Linked DNA regions of Homo sapiens: region 2 is linked to region 1. Evidence: chromatin contacts called from ENCODE Hi-C or POLR2A ChIA-PET data. All regions are on one chromosome and are shown on one strand. Each heading gives the region's core, a stretch centred on a gene start or an enhancer-like site at or near the end of the contact. The rest is flanking DNA. Distances are from core to core; before and after follow the strand shown.

Region 1 (7,482 bases), core at 2,591-5,090:
TTTTCTCACAGCTTTCCCTTTTGCCTGCAATCCAAGATCCTCAGTGAGAAGGCTCCTCCCTGGTCCCAAACCATGGAGGAAAGGAGCTTTCTAAACAAGCGAATGAACAGGTATGGAAGGAAAAAGGGCCACCGCAGGCCAGAGTCTCTGTGCTGTTTAGATACCACATTTTCAACCAAGTTTTTGCTGGCAGGCTCAAGGGACCTGTCTGCTAATACGGCTCAGCAAAGATTCCTCCTAGCTACATCCAGCCTTTCCTTCTCCTCCCGCCCCCCTCCTTTCACCTGCAGCCCACCCCCCACCCCCATCCATTTCCTAGGAAAACAAATCTCTGGGAGGAGGCAGGAAGAGTGGATCTCAGCGAACCCTTCTGAATAAATGTCTATATTAATGAATTATTAACTCAGCCACCCGTGACCTTAAACCTACTAGAAGCAGGAGCACCCAGGGCAGAGCGGAGAGCTGCTGAATCCTTTATTGGAGTCCTGTCAAAGGCAACCGACCATTTGTTCCACTCCCCCATCAAGAAAAAATAATATGAAAGGCAAACTTTTGAATTGTATGTTAAACGGAATCAGATAGAGGGTCTCCTGGACAGAACCCCCTTCTCTCCTCCTACCCCTTCTGCTGCTCCCTCCCTACCCTGGCCTCCAGCTACATCCTTCCCCTCCCAGCTCAGGGTACAATGGGCTTCCCAAGGATAATTTTCGGGGCGAAAATGCTCGAGAAAATGATGAATTTGGGTAATTTATCGATCCTGGCTCCTCTTCCCACTTGTTTTATTTTAGAGGTCATTAATCAATGAAGAAAAACACCACCGTGTCCCCCCGTTTGCATTTAATACACTCAAGGCTCCTCATTTATTCCTCTGGAACAAATTCCCAGCAAATATTCACCCATCGATTTGGGAGCGATGGATTTTTATAAAGGTTTGATCGCTTTCTAAGTGGTCGAAGTGATTTGTTTCCGTGGTCTTCTCAGTATTGAAGGGGGTGGGGGAAGCGGATTTGAGGGGGTGCATGTCCTTGCCGTCGGTGGGCTCACTTTCTAAAAACTATTGAGATGCGCCAGGGTGGCCGTGACCAAGCGGGCCCAGGGTCAACTGTGTGAGGGGGAAGCGCCCCTCAGAGCGCGCGCAGCGTCGGGGGTCCAGCTTACGCCGCTGCGCGCCCTTGTGCGCACCGGGTGAGGATGCCGAGCTCTGCGGGCATCCCGGAAGCCGCGGTGGAGGCAGGGGCCCCGCTCGGCGCAGTGGGCCTGCTGGGGAGGTGCAGGGGAGGTCCTGACTCCTGGTCTATTCCCTTCCAGACTTTTTCGTTCGCTCCCGGACCTTCAGGGCTCTCCCTCAAACTTTCTCCTGCCCCCTTCACGGGAGGTTCCTGTAGCCTCTGGGCCTTAGGGTCCCGTAAGCCTCGGGATCGACTTGTGCCCGGGGTGGGTGTGGCGGAAGCTTGAATCGGATTACCCAGGTACGCCACCTGTAGACGTAGTGGGCGAGGGGGACTTTGCTACCTTCTCAGCTTCTTCCCTGGACCCCGCAGCGAGGGGAACCAAATCTCTCCCATGATAGCCCCTCTGGCGTCAGTCTGGACCGAGTGGCTACAGGTTGGACTAGGGTAGGCAGAAGATGCACTTGGCACCTTACCGAACGGTATTTGAATCCGTCTCCATTACTCATTAATGGCGTGACCTTAGGCAACCCATCTAAACTTTCCGAACCTCAGCGGTCCCCATCTACAATATGGGGGTTAATGATAATGCCTTCTCCGCATGTAGGTGGATTAAATGGACATAAAGCGCCTACCCCCGCCCGGCACGTCCAAAACTCTCATTAACAGGTCAGCTAATCTTATTACGAGAGGAACCCTCCCTCCTCCGCTTCCCAGAGTGTGGGCGGCATGAGGCCACGGAAGCAGCTGCTGCAACTAGCATTTCAAAATCCAGAGACTTTCTAATGGTGGCAGGGGGTGAAAGGGTAGGGGGGAGGCAGGGTTGGGACAGGTAGAGGTAGGTTCTTGGGGACTTCCAGTCTTGGGGACCAAGCGCTTGGAACTAGCTGGGTTTGGGCAGAAACAAGAAGGCAAATGACGGGACCGCCGCCGGAGTCCGGACTTCCATCCCTGGAGTTCACTGTCTCTCCCAGGGAACAGAGGAGTGTCCTGGTTTCTCAGCAATGAACCAGGAGAGTGTGAGAAAGAGCATTTGTTTCTTCTCCCGTGGCCCGACAAGCCACTCTTCGGCAGTTCTGCGAGCAGATTAATTGAAACGGGCCTGGAACTTCATCCTCTCCTCCCGATGGAGTTGCTGGAGGTCTGCGGACACTGCCTGGTTAGCCTCCGGGACCACAGCGCCGTGGGCTTTCCCTCGTGGTGTCTGCCTTAAACTTGGGTGCTATCAATCTATCCAACAATGACGGATGACCTTGTCATAACGACGCCAGTCAAAACATTTTCGGTCTAACTCTCTTCCAACCAACATCGAAGCATCCTGAATGAGACCCGGATGAAGTCTGAACAGCACGTTTCCCAGGTTCAGAAAACTTGAGTGGTGGGAAGAGAAAAAGAAACAAGCAGAAATCAGGAAAGAATGGCTATTAATTGCTCAGATTGGCAAGTGCTAAATAAGTTAGGTTGTTTGGAAAAAGATAAATGCCGTTTCTTCTCTTTACGGTATGGCCAGAACCCCGGCGATGGGAAAGTACCTCCTGAGTCGGTCAATTTCACACACCCTGCCTGTGCCCTCTACCATCTACTACCGAAAATGCCAGGAAGAGCTGGGGGGCAAGTGCCTCCTTCGTGGGTGCGAGACTGCATCGAAGGGCTGCCCTGGCACAAAGTCTGGGGAGAGGACATGGTGGAGGTGGGGCTGCACTCCCACCCTGCCCCTCTAACACCAGGTTTTGGGTAGAGAAACCTATGCGTGACCTCCTGCGGCAGCCGCAGGCAGCTGACCGCAAACAGCCTCGCCCGTGTCCCGGAGCAGTTGTGCCACCAGACGTAACACTGGATACTTGTCTCCGGGCCCCAAGAAGGAGAGGGAAAGAGCCCTCCAGAAGACAACCCGAGAAGGGGTCAGCAGAGCGCTGGGTGGAGTGCAGACTCCATTGCAGCCGCCTCCCAGCCCCACGGCCAAGCTTGAGTCCCTCCAGGACCAGCTGCTCTCGGTCTCAGGACCCTCGGTCCTACGCCTCCCTGCACCGACAAGCCTCCCTCCTGGGCTGCAGACAGAGGGTTTCACTGCAGCGCGCAACCCGTCCCGCTCCGCCCCCAACTTTTCTCCCCGGAGGATTTATGTTAGAGGTTGCGTGGCGGGCGAGTGGACTCTGGCACCCAGAAGCACTTCAGGAAAAACTGAGCCGGGCAAAAGCGCAAACCCGGTCCTGGCGGCGCGGGCTTGCTCCAGCGCGGACACCACAGCGTGTGCGGAGATGCATTCCCGTTGCCGCATTTCCACTGCTTTCAAGATCAGGGCACTGAGCTGGGACCCAGAAAAGACATATCATGGGCAGAAAGAGACAACAGGCTAGCGGCAGACGTCACGCCAAAAAAACAGGGGATGGGAGGGCGGAGGAGTTTGTGCGGGAAAGGCGCTCTGGCGATGTGGGTCGGGCCGAATTAGAACTTCCTTCTTCCCTCTCCCCTCCCCTTCTTCTGGCCTGCCTCCCCTCCCCCCTCCGTTCTCTCTCTCTCTCTCTCTCTCTCTCTCTCTCTCTCTCTCTCTCTCTCTCACACACACACACACACACACACACACACACACACACACACACACACACACACACACACACACACTCACTCTATTTTGTGCTGTCGTAAAACCCACGTGTCCAGCCGGGAAGCTGCCAGAGCGTGGAACCAAGGAGCCAGGACGCGGCAGCGGCCAAGCGCAGCAGCCCACGGCGGTTGAGTCGGGCGCCCAGGTCCGTCCGCACTCTCGCGCCCTCCGCGGGCCTCCCAATTTTCTCGCTTGCAGGTCGGGAGGTTTCCGGGCGGCACAATCTCTAGGACTCTCCTCCCGCGCTGCTCAGGGGCATGTAGCGCACGCAGGGCGCACACTCTCGCGCACCCGCACGCTCACCGAGACACCCGCACGCACCCACCGGCAGCACCGAGTTTTCAGGTAAGGTGAGGCTGGTCTGGGACTTAAGAGTCTAGGGCTTGGTAGATAGGAAGGTTGGTGGTCCTAGGTTGGGGGCGGGCGGCGAGACTGTTCTGCCTCCTGGCGCCTGAGGCCAACGCGGCTCGGGCGCTGCGCCACGCCGGCTCGGGTCGGCTCCGGGCGCTGGCTGAGGGCGGGGGCTGCGTCCTGCAGCCGAGTTCTACGGGGCAGCGCCCTCCTGTCGGGCCCCAGCATTGCTGGATGGGAGCTGGACGCTGCGATCGGGGAGGCAGAGCAGGGTGCACACAGCTCCCTCTGTGCGGCGCCGCAGCTTCGGAGTAAACTTTGCGCCCAAGCGGAGTTGGGAAGAGGGAGCCGCGGAACCGGGCGGCCGCCGGCTGAACCACCGGCTCGGGCACTTTCTCCAGGGTCCCAGTGGCCCTCTTCCCGGCCCCTTTCGCCCAGCTCACGCGCCCCCTCTTCCCTGCCCTCTGCCCCCAGTTCGAGGCGCCGGACATGCTGAAGCCCGGAGACCCCGGCGGTTCGGCCTTCCTCAAAGTGGACCCAGCCTACCTGCAGCACTGGCAGCAACTCTTCCCTCACGGAGGCGCAGGCCCGCTCAAGGGCAGCGGCGCCGCGGGTCTCCTGAGCGCGCCGCAGCCTCTTCAGCCGCCGCCGCCGCCCCCGCCCCCGGAGCGCGCTGAGCCTCCGCCGGACAGCCTGCGCCCGCGGCCCGCCTCTCTCTCCTCCGCCTCGTCCACGCCGGCTTCCTCTTCCACCTCCGCCTCCTCCGCCTCCTCCTGCGCTGCTGCGGCCGCTGCCGCCGCGCTGGCTGGTCTCTCGGCCCTGCCGGTGTCGCAGCTGCCGGTGTTCGCGCCTCTAGCCGCCGCTGCCGTCGCCGCCGAGCCGCTGCCCCCCAAGGAACTGTGCCTCGGCGCCACCTCCGGCCCCGGGCCCGTCAAGTGCGGTGGTGGTGGCGGCGGCGGCGGGGAGGGTCGCGGCGCCCCGCGCTTCCGCTGCAGCGCAGAGGAGCTGGACTATTACCTGTATGGCCAGCAGCGCATGGAGATCATCCCGCTCAACCAGCACACCAGCGACCCCAACAACCGTACGTAGCCGCAGCCCGCGCGCTCTCTCCCGGGGCGCCGGCGCCGGCGCCGGCGGGCGCGGGTGCCTGTCAGGGAGGCGGGTCGGATAGGAGTGACACGGGGCCGGGTGGGTGGGGAGCACCTGGTCCTGGCCGCTGGCCCGCGCCTCCCCGATCTCTGTGACAAAAGTTTTCTGGCGTTGGAGAAGGAAAGAGAACGGATGGGACGGCCGGTGGCACTTTGGGGTTCCCTCTCCCTCCCTCTCCTCACCTGCTTCACAGTCCCAAGTGTTTGGGGCCGGAGTCTACCGTGGACCCGGCCTAACAGACCTCTGCCCTCCCGCCGGACAGTGCCCGGGGCCAGGCGGGTACTGGCAGCGTGTGACAGGGGGTGTCTGGGTCAGGCCCTGCCTGGCCTTAGCCGGGACGAGGGAGGGACCCTCAGCGTCTCTGGGGAGCACGCAGACCAGGGCTTGTTTTTGCTACTCTCCACCCCACCTCTGGAGGGGTCATTTTCGGGCCGCGGGGTTGTGGGGGAACCGGCGGGAGCTGTTCGCTGGCCAGGCCTCACTGGAGTAGGAATTTTAGATGAAACTGAGTCCGTTTCTCCTTGAAGGCAGGCAGTATTCTTAGATCTACTATTCATTTAAAAAGAAGGAAAAGAAAAAAAAATGACTGCTACTTACTGAGAAGAAAATTTCTGTTCTCCTCCGATTCCGCTGATCCCGCTTTATCCGCGCACCTTTGACCCCGCAAACATTCATAACCCATGTTGGTTTATGTATTTATTTTTAGAAATTAGGGTGACTGTAATTTAGTAAAAGACGCTTACTCCCCTCTTCCTCCAAGTTAATAGCAAATGCCTAACTAAACATCAGAATTCCTGTAGCTTCGGTTTCTATATTCACAATTTGAAACGCTTATCACAAGTACAGTTCCATTTGGCGGTTTTGAAGCAAAACTCTAAATGAAGATCAAGCAATATGTACTGCTTTATACCTGCTTCTTTTTGATAATTTCAGAAGTTATACTGTGTTTACACCTATACTGTGTTGGGAGTGTTAAACGTGCTCCCAGAGACTTCTGGAGATAACATTAAAGTGTGTTAAGAGCGTCAGATTGAAAGCAATACAGGATTTGAAAGATCAGCATTCATTCAGCTATTTTCTTCATCTCATTCCTTCGTCTGGCTTCTGTATGAGTAAAGTTAATTTAAAACATTTATTTTTATTCAATTTTGAATAAGTTGCTTCTTGCAAAATGTCTACCGCTCTGTGAACTTCTTAATTCGTTGTAAAAGCAAAATAAGTTCAGTTATAGCTCTTTAAAGGATTCCCTAAGTCGTTGATTTGATGAAAAAAAAAACACTGGGCAACTGCCTCGTGGTTGAGGTCTATGAATATTTTCATTATGTTGGACATAGCTGTGATGGAGATAATAATTACCAACAGAAAGAGCAATCGTATTTACTTTTTTCTTTATGAAGTTTGAGAGTAAAGCACTGGCTTAAAATAGTGGTTTCAACTCTAATTTTGCTGTGCAGTTGAGAAGACTTGTATTTCAGAGTTTCAGAAAGTTTTACAACATTATACTCTCCCAACAGATTTCAAAAAATACTTATCTCCTACTGAATTTCTTGAATGTGTGTTTTTGAAGCAAGTATTTTAAATTATGAAATAAAAAGATTTTTAAACTGCCTTGGAAAAGGTATGTCTTACTGCTAAGTGAAATATAGCCATTGCAGGCTGAGAATGCTTCATCAATCTTGCAATTTCACTTCTGAATTAAATATATGCTAGAGAAGTCACCAGCAGTACACCCCAAATCCCTGGCTGTGTGCTGAGCTCCTGTACTGTTTACAATGCAGTCTGGAAAATTAATACGTTTTCACCAGAGAAAACAGACTAATTCGAGAAAGAATTAGGATAGATTCCTAATTAATATATGGGTATTGAACCAGTTTATTGCCTGGGTAACTTTTTTCTCTGGTTGGAGAAAATAAATTACAATTTTATTTAAATAATTTATATTGTGTTAATCTTCTGGTATCTCCTTTTGAGCCAACTGGATTGTTTCAGTGTTTGAAGTGCAGGGGAAAAGACAGAAGGGAAAGAAAATTAGATTGTCCTATTAGAGTTACACCCCACGTTGCTCACTAATTAAAGGGCAATTGAGAAAGAAAATAGAAAGCTGAGATAGCGCTGTGTAATGCTGGGAGACGAGATCTCCCATTCTTCCAGGAACTTCTCTGGACAAGCAAGCTTAGGCACTCATTTGAAGCCATGGGATGTACTTTT
Region 2 (7,482 bases), core at 2,306-4,805, 420 kb after region 1:
TGACATCCTGATCTCAGACTTCCAGCTTCCAGAACTGTGAGAAAATGAATTTGTATTGCTTAAGCTACTCAGTCTGCAATACTTTGTTATGGCAACCCGAGCTAAGACAAGGAATCCTGGAAATGTGATTTTATTAAACATTTCTGAAGATCAACATTATAACATGTAATAAAGCCTCTCAGAAAAGTTTTGTGATTATTGTACATTTATTTTACCACCTACCAAATACTTCAAATCATCCTTCTAAGGATGGTATAAAACAGTGTCTTGACTTTTTCGAGCTGTACTCATGTAACAGTCTAAAATAAAGGTTGCTAAGCGATAGCTTCCCCAAAACCTGATCTAGCTGTTGTATGTGACTGGCTTTCTCCCACAATCCTTCTTGTCTCTCCCCTTGACTGTAGGCTTGACGGGGGGAAGAAATTATTTTCCTCTTCATCGTAGTAAAATATGTTGCTCTACTCCCAGCCCCTGGCTATTGTTACAGTTCTCCATTTTGCATCCTTCCCCGTTCTACTTCATTGTTTACTTCTTCCTAATTACATCTTTCTTCCAGGTACTTTTCCTTTAAAATAATGTTAAAAAATAAAGAATTAAGTATAATTTGGTGATGCCTCAGGCCTTATTCTGGCAACCAGTTAATCACCATGCCAGGTTTACCATTACAGTTAAACAAAATATTTGAAAGAAGGAAATGAATGTTTTATCTGTTTTTATTTTGAAAAGTCTTAGTAAATATCTTAGTCTCATAATTTCCTGCTTAAAACCATAATCAAACTGTTTCATTTCCATCTTTCTTCAACTTTAAGTTTTACTGCTTACAAAGGAGAAAAAATGGCCAGCTTTACATTCCACAAACTCTACATACCATTCTCTGTCTCACACAAAGCATCTGCAGGACATGTAGAGAAAGCTTTTGTGAAAAGAGAATTTGATAAATGCAAGTTTCCAATGTACTACAAAACTTGTGACAACAGTATCACATGAATTTATGCAATAATCATAATGAAAATATTAATAGAATATAAATACCTGAAGAGTGGCAATGCCAGGAAATGTGAGGTGACACAACAAATAAACTATTTGATTTGTAATATAGCAGATTGACAAGTATAATCTGGCTGCTTAGGTTGGAGCATCATGCTATAAGATAAAGAGTTTTGCTTGCAATGCCTGTGTATTGGCTTTTCCTTCATTAATATAAGCTGTTTTCACATTGCCAATTTTTCATATATATACATACTTTTTTTTTTTTTTTTTAGACTTAGTCTCACTCTGTCGCCCAGGCTAGAGTGGAGTGGCGCTATCTCCACTTACTGCAACCTCCGCCTCCCAGATTCAAGCGATTCTCCTGCCTCAGCCTCGAGAGTAGCTGGGATTACAGGTGCACACCACCACACCTGGCTAATTTTTGTATTTTTAGTAGAGATGCGGTTTTGCCACATTGGCCAGGCTGGTCTTGAACTCCTGACTTCAGGTGAACCACCTGCCTCGGCCTCCCAAACCAATTTTTCTTATAAGTTAATAGAATGACCTGAAAATTTAATTGCCTCCTACCTAGGTTACTTGCTTTTTTTTTTTTTTTTTTTGTTTTGAGAAAAGATCCTACTATGTGGCCCAGGCTAGCCTTAGACTACTGGGAGATCCTCCTGCCTCAAGCCTCCCAAGTTCCTGGGACTACAGGCATTCACCACTACACCAGGCTTTGCCAATTTTAATCTATAGGAGCTTATAGGCCAAATTTTAACCAAAAGTCTTCCCTGCAGTGTTAAAAATGTAAACATTTATTCCCATACGTTTCTAATATAATTTAATAAATACTAGTCAAGTGAAACAGTGGGAGTGGAGAAGGAACAAAGAAATCTGTAACTGGTTGTGAGCAATTCGTTGTAAGTACCACCGTACTTAGACCAGCCCATTTTTAATTTAAAAATGTGTTTTGATCATATATTTATACACTTGACTTTCTCAACCATTTATGAAAACTTAGAAGAGTGGGTGTTCTTTATCAAAACTGAGTTTTTTGAGGTAGAGAGAATAAAATGGTTTGTTGGGAGTTGAGGACAATATTTAGAGTTTCCTGTGTTGCAGACACTTCTCTTCTATTGAGTGAGATGTTGTTAACTTTGTTTCTTGTCTATTAGTGGGTCCTGGGAGAGATCAGAAATTCTGGGATATGTCATCTGCCCTAGGCAAGTCATTCACAATTCTGAGCATGCATACATCTTAGCTGCTTTTGAGTCTCCTACAGAATGATGGTGTGGTAAGCATGGAGCAAAGCTCTTATCACTACCCTTCTAAGGCTGGTGATGCTAGTCACTTCTTAACTTCCAGTTTGGGGAAGAAGTGAGAAGAGAGGTTTAAAAAAAAGGCACTGTTGTATTACAAACCAAAATCAAAAACAGATTTCTATACTAACTACCCTTCCAAAGGTAACACATTAGCTATACCGTTAATCTAGCAAAGCAGGGAGGAAAATGAAGGAGTGCATTTGTTTCATTAGTCTTTTCGTTTTGAGAGGTAGACAGGAGAGATAGAGATACACAAGACTCAAGTTTCTTGATACAGTAAGTATATTAAGAATATAAACGGGTTTGATAAAATGAACATTTAAAAAACATGGCACCAGGCTGATTCTTCTTCCTGCACACCTTAATGCCTAACTTTTGAAAGGACTTGAGACATAAGAATCACAATTTTAAAAAATTATAGTTTCCATGCCTTCATGGTGGATCAATTTCCATAGAAGTCTACCAAAATGACTTATCTCCATCCCAGGGAAGCAACTGCAAGAGGGAAAATGAAAGGAATGCAGTCTTTCTATGTAGGCAGAGTGGACTTAAGTGTGAGTCAGAAACACCGATTTCAGTTTGTGCGCTGCAACTTGATAACTTGGGTGATGTTTGGCTTCTCAGAACTTTGGGAGGTGAATTTGAAAAACAGGTAATGCCACACTATATAGTTCAGAGGATTACCTCAGCTTACAAACAGCAAATGAGACGCAAATGTGAGCCATAATTCACATTTCTAAGCAGTTGGAGCCCTGATATGGCACTGGGGTTACAAACAAGCGGGGAAAAATGTCAACCCAGTGATGTCATACTCCTAGGCCGGGCCCTAAGATTTTTTTGGAACCTGGCGGGCTGAGCACAACAGGGAAAGCCTCAGCACCCTGACTTGGCACAATGGTACCCTTAAGGCTCTTTGCTCACTCAGTTCTTAGTAGCTCTCCTAAAGCATGGTGGTGTTCTCTTCCAGTTCTCTGCGTAGACTTTGCTATGCTTCTCCGCCCACTGCTTCATCCAGAGAAACACTCGTATCCACAGCCTCTCCCCACTTTCCCTCACGCACGGCTCTAGAAAGACGGGGATAGGGCGCGGCTTAGGCTTTATACACCTTGCCAGCCAATGACCGCGCCGTCTCCTTTCCGGTCGGCGATCCGACCAATCCAAGAAGGTTGGTGCAATCTTCGGCTCTACTCGGCTGTTTTCGCTGATGCGGGCAGCTTGGGGGCCGCCGCCGCTAAACAGACGCTTTCCTTTTTAATTTTTTTTCCATGTGTTCACTTCCGGGTCCGGCGTCGATCCGGATGCCCGAGGCAGAAGGATGTTTGACCTCCGGATAAGCGAGGCGCTGCTGTGCATTCATTCCGGGCTGCATCGGTGGCGACAGCAGAGGCTCGGGCGGCGACTCTCCGGCCAGCGGCGGCGGTAGGAGGCACCAGCGGCAGTGCAGGGACCGAATCCGAGCAGCGCTGCGTTACCTCTCTCTCTCGCTCCTTCCCCCCTACCTCGCTCGCTCGCTCGCTCGCTCCCTGCGTGGCTCGCTTTCCTCCTCCGGCCGCCGGCGGGTGTGATGTGCCGCCGCCGCTGCCCCCGCCGGCGCTGACGGACTGGGGGCGCCGCCCGCGCCCGGGACCGACCCCTCTGCTCGCGGCCGCGCCTTTGAGGTAAAGCCCCCTGCGCGTAGGTGCTCCGCTGCCAGCCCCGGCCCGGCGGCTGCCTCGGCGCGGCCGCGGCGCCCTCCCTCCCGGGTGGGGCTGGGGTCCCGGGCGGGTGGGGTGGGGTGCGGCGGGGGCGGCGCCGCAGGCGCGGGTGTCGGGGGAGGGGTGGGCGAGGACCATGGCGGGTGGCCCGGAGGCGTGGGCAGGAGGGGGCCGCGGTCGGAGGCTGAGGGCGCGGAGGGCTAGGGGGCAGCGGGGGCCGCGGGTGGCGGGTCGGGCTGGGTGCAAAAGTTGCCGGAGTGGTGCGGCGCGACTGGGGCGGCGAGGGAGGTGGGCCAACTGGGCCGGCGGGGGCTTCCTTAGGAGAGATTGGGAGGTGGGGAGTGTCGCCCACGGTGCTCCTTGACTGTGTCCAGACAATTACCTTTGGAGTAGGGGCTTCAGGCAGGAAGGAGGCATGGATAGGCTGGGAGGAGGCGACGGGGGCCAGCGTTCAGCTCAGGGATAAACTTCCCGTTGGAGTGTTTAAGGGGTTGGGTGGGGGGACACAGGGATTTACCTGTTTCTTAGAGCTTTGACTCAGCTCAAAACTTAACCAAGACATTAGTCAAAGGTTAGCAAAATCACTCTGATGGTTACTCTCATGGTGCCGGTTTGTTTGTTTATCCCACATGCAGGGGAAGTGACACTGAGAAGCATCGGGTCTCTTGGTCCACAGCCTCCACATTTCTTTTCAGCAGGATGAGGAGGGAGATGTGTGTCTACTCGTGGGGTGGGGGTAGTGAGGCCTGTGTCATGGTCATTCCCCTTCTCCCACCTCATGTTTTAGGGAGGAAAAGTTCAGATGGGGGAGAGAGTGAGTGTGCCTGTGTGTGTGGGAGACAGCTACTGTTGATACACTGTGTGAATTACTTTCAACTCTTTTGTAGTAAGCACCCAGGCTGGTCAGTGGCTCCTTTTAAATCTTCTATTAAAATATTTACTTTAAATTAGAGAATTAAAAATGTACTTATTTTTAATGAATTAAGAAAATAAGTCATTATTTTACTTTTTGCAATTACTTAGTCCGATTCAAATGACATTTGGCCACAGATATGAGAGATGGCAAACTATATCTAAGATGGGATATAAAATGAAAAGTATATACTTTTTAAAGATGTTTCTTTTTAAAGATGTTTCTTTGAAGAATATTGGCTTTCCCGGTAAATTTAGAAGAAAAACATTACAGAAATTGTGAGAATAATGTGGAATTAGATGTGAAACTAGTTTAAGAAAATATTTTTCACCAAAAAAATCAGATCTGGTGTGTGACATTAATAGCTTTCTTTTTTTTTGAGCTGTACTTAGTGTATTTTGTAATTATTTACAAACTTTGCTCCAGTTGTATCTTAGGATAAATTGTCTTATTCTTTTGTATAGTTAACCTTTATAGTTGCACAAAAGATAAAAGATAAAAATTACCTTTATGGACATTGGAAGAAAGATGTTATCAAATACATTGTGTGGCTTTGACATACATTCTTAGCAGAATGTACAGACACTTCTGCTTTATGTGAACTGGCATTTCTGAATATGCATTAAATAGAAGTAATTATTGAAATGGGAGACAGAAAGGTTAATTTTAATGTTGTTATGAATGACATTTTTTTGGGGATCTTGAGAAACGATTGTCTTTACTGATGATTTATTATAGTCATCCACCCCCTTCTGCCATTCATCAGCTTAAACATTAGTGTGTTATGTAATTATTGACATTTTCATCATTAGATTTAGCAAGCATTTACAATATATTAACAAAATCTTCAGTACATGAAAGGCATTTATTACTTCCTTGAAAATAAAGGACTGGAATTAGTGGAATCAAGGAATAGTTTAATTCAACCAGGACCACCTTTACTCTGTGGCAAGGATGGAACAGTGGGTAGAATATGAAGATGAATGAGACTCAGTACTGCCTTCAAGGGAGAAGCAGACATACACAGAGGTAATTCACAGATTCCTGTGGGTTTTGTTGGAGGTGTATTGGAAGCATGGGGTGTGTGTGTGTGAGATACTAATTTTTGACTGGGAAATTTTGAATGGATGTAGAGCTGGTAACACTCCATCTGGGCCTTAACATAGTTTAATAGGCAAAATGGGGACTGAGGGGGTGATGGTGGGGGTAGTTTTCTCGGTGAAGGGAACAGCCTGAGGAAAGGCATGTGATTGTGTTATAGGGCTTGTTGAACTGGACATAAGGCTGTTTTGCCAGGAGGTCTTTGTGGGAGAAGCTATGAAAGTAGGTGGAGATCAGGCCATGGAAGTTCAGCTTGTATTTAAAGATGAGTCAGTTTGAGGCATGAAGGTCCAAATGTACAGATCGTAGGCTGACAGTAGGTAGGCAAATAACGATAGTAAGTTTAAGGAAACAAGTTATAATAAAATAGTCAATTTTCTATCATTGGCACTACTGAAGGAAAGCAGAAAAGTATATAATCCAAAACAATCTATATATAGTTTCGTTAAATTTCTTTATTTGCATTTAAATATGGGTGTGTCTGGTAATCTAGTAATTGGTTATACATGAAATCAATCCAGACTGTAAAAATGTGACTCAGGAAGAAATGAGAAGCTCTCCAGTTACTTCTCTGTGTCTCCTCTGATCCATCCTGTAATCCTCTCCATGCTGGGAGTAGACTTATTCTGGTATAGTTTATTGTTTCAGATGTTTTTCAGAATGGAACAAGCGGTTGTTTTGTTCCAAAGGGCTTCCCAAAAGGATGTGTCAAATTAAATAGAAGGAATGCTGAAGTATTGAATAACAAAATATAGGTCATTGAATAGTTATATTATTGTTAATAGTGAGATTTGCTGTGGATGAGATGAAATGTAAAGAATGTATATTTTCACAGAAAGTGGTTTTAATGAAGTAATTATAAAAGAATCTGTACGTGAGGAAAATTGATAGTAACAGAGGGATGATAAGATGAGAAATTTTCACAGTTCGGGATTAACGTGTGTGAGGTTTTTAAGTCATCTTAAATATTAGACGACCCTAAAATAATGTAACCCCACACTTAATCATTATCAAAGGAGTGCTTAGAAAAAAAAATCAGTTTATAAATGCAAGTAAAATCATGTTACAGGGAAAATTGTTTGAAGTTTTTTTTTCTTCTCCTAATTATTCCCCTCTTAGCTTCCCTAATTATTCCCCTCTTAGTATTCAAAAAGGACTTATAACTGAATTTGTGTTCCCTTCAACCTCCCAGTAACAACAATACCTCCTATAATTTATTAAGTGCCTACTTTGTATAGAGGCCATAAATGATACTATTACGACAACTCTGAGTTAGGTGGTGTAACCTCATTTTTGAGAGCAGGAAACAGTCTTCTAGAGTTTAAATAATGTGTTGAAGATATATCTTGGAAGTAGCAGAGTGCATATTTGAGTCAGTTTTTTTTTCTGACTTCAAAGTCTTAAGCCACCAATGATCTGTTTTTTCTTATCTTCCATCTTCATCCTTTTTTTGGTCTTTTCTCAAGCGGTTGGCAATTCGTGG

The links. Hi-C counts contacts between places; a loop is a spot of excess contacts on that map. ChIA-PET counts read pairs that join two places held with the same protein, here RNA polymerase II (POLR2A). Pooled maps may share reads with other maps.
Region 2: a loop to region 1 is called in a map of ascending aorta, with 10 times the contacts of the local background. The contact joins the promoter of CSNK1G3 here to the promoter of PRDM6 in region 1. A Hi-C loop is called at or near these places in 1 of 168 maps with a recorded cell type or tissue (ascending aorta) and 4 of 50 pooled maps. POLR2A ChIA-PET finds 5 or more read pairs at or near these places in 1 of 52 experiments (A549).

What each region holds. Positions count from the first base shown.
Region 1 is chr5:123,085,401-123,092,882 of GRCh38, forward strand. It overlaps PRDM6 (PR/SET domain 6), which reads left to right and starts at 3,841. Exons shown (of 8, transcript NM_001136239.4): 1 at 3,841-4,119; 2 at 4,600-5,206. The coding sequence starts at 4,615. It overlaps PRDM6-AS1 (PRDM6 antisense RNA 1), which reads right to left and starts at 4,916. Exons shown (of 2, transcript NR_146771.1): 1 at 4,672-4,916; 2 at 831-2,539. RefSeq lists enhancers at 2,491-3,035, 3,036-3,580.
Region 2 is chr5:123,508,622-123,516,103 of GRCh38, forward strand. CSNK1G3 (casein kinase 1 gamma 3) reads left to right here and starts at 3,556. Exons shown (of 14, transcript NM_001364140.2): 1 at 3,556-3,949. RefSeq lists enhancers at 3,268-3,327, 3,488-3,697, 4,728-4,877 and silencers at 3,878-3,967, 4,138-4,207.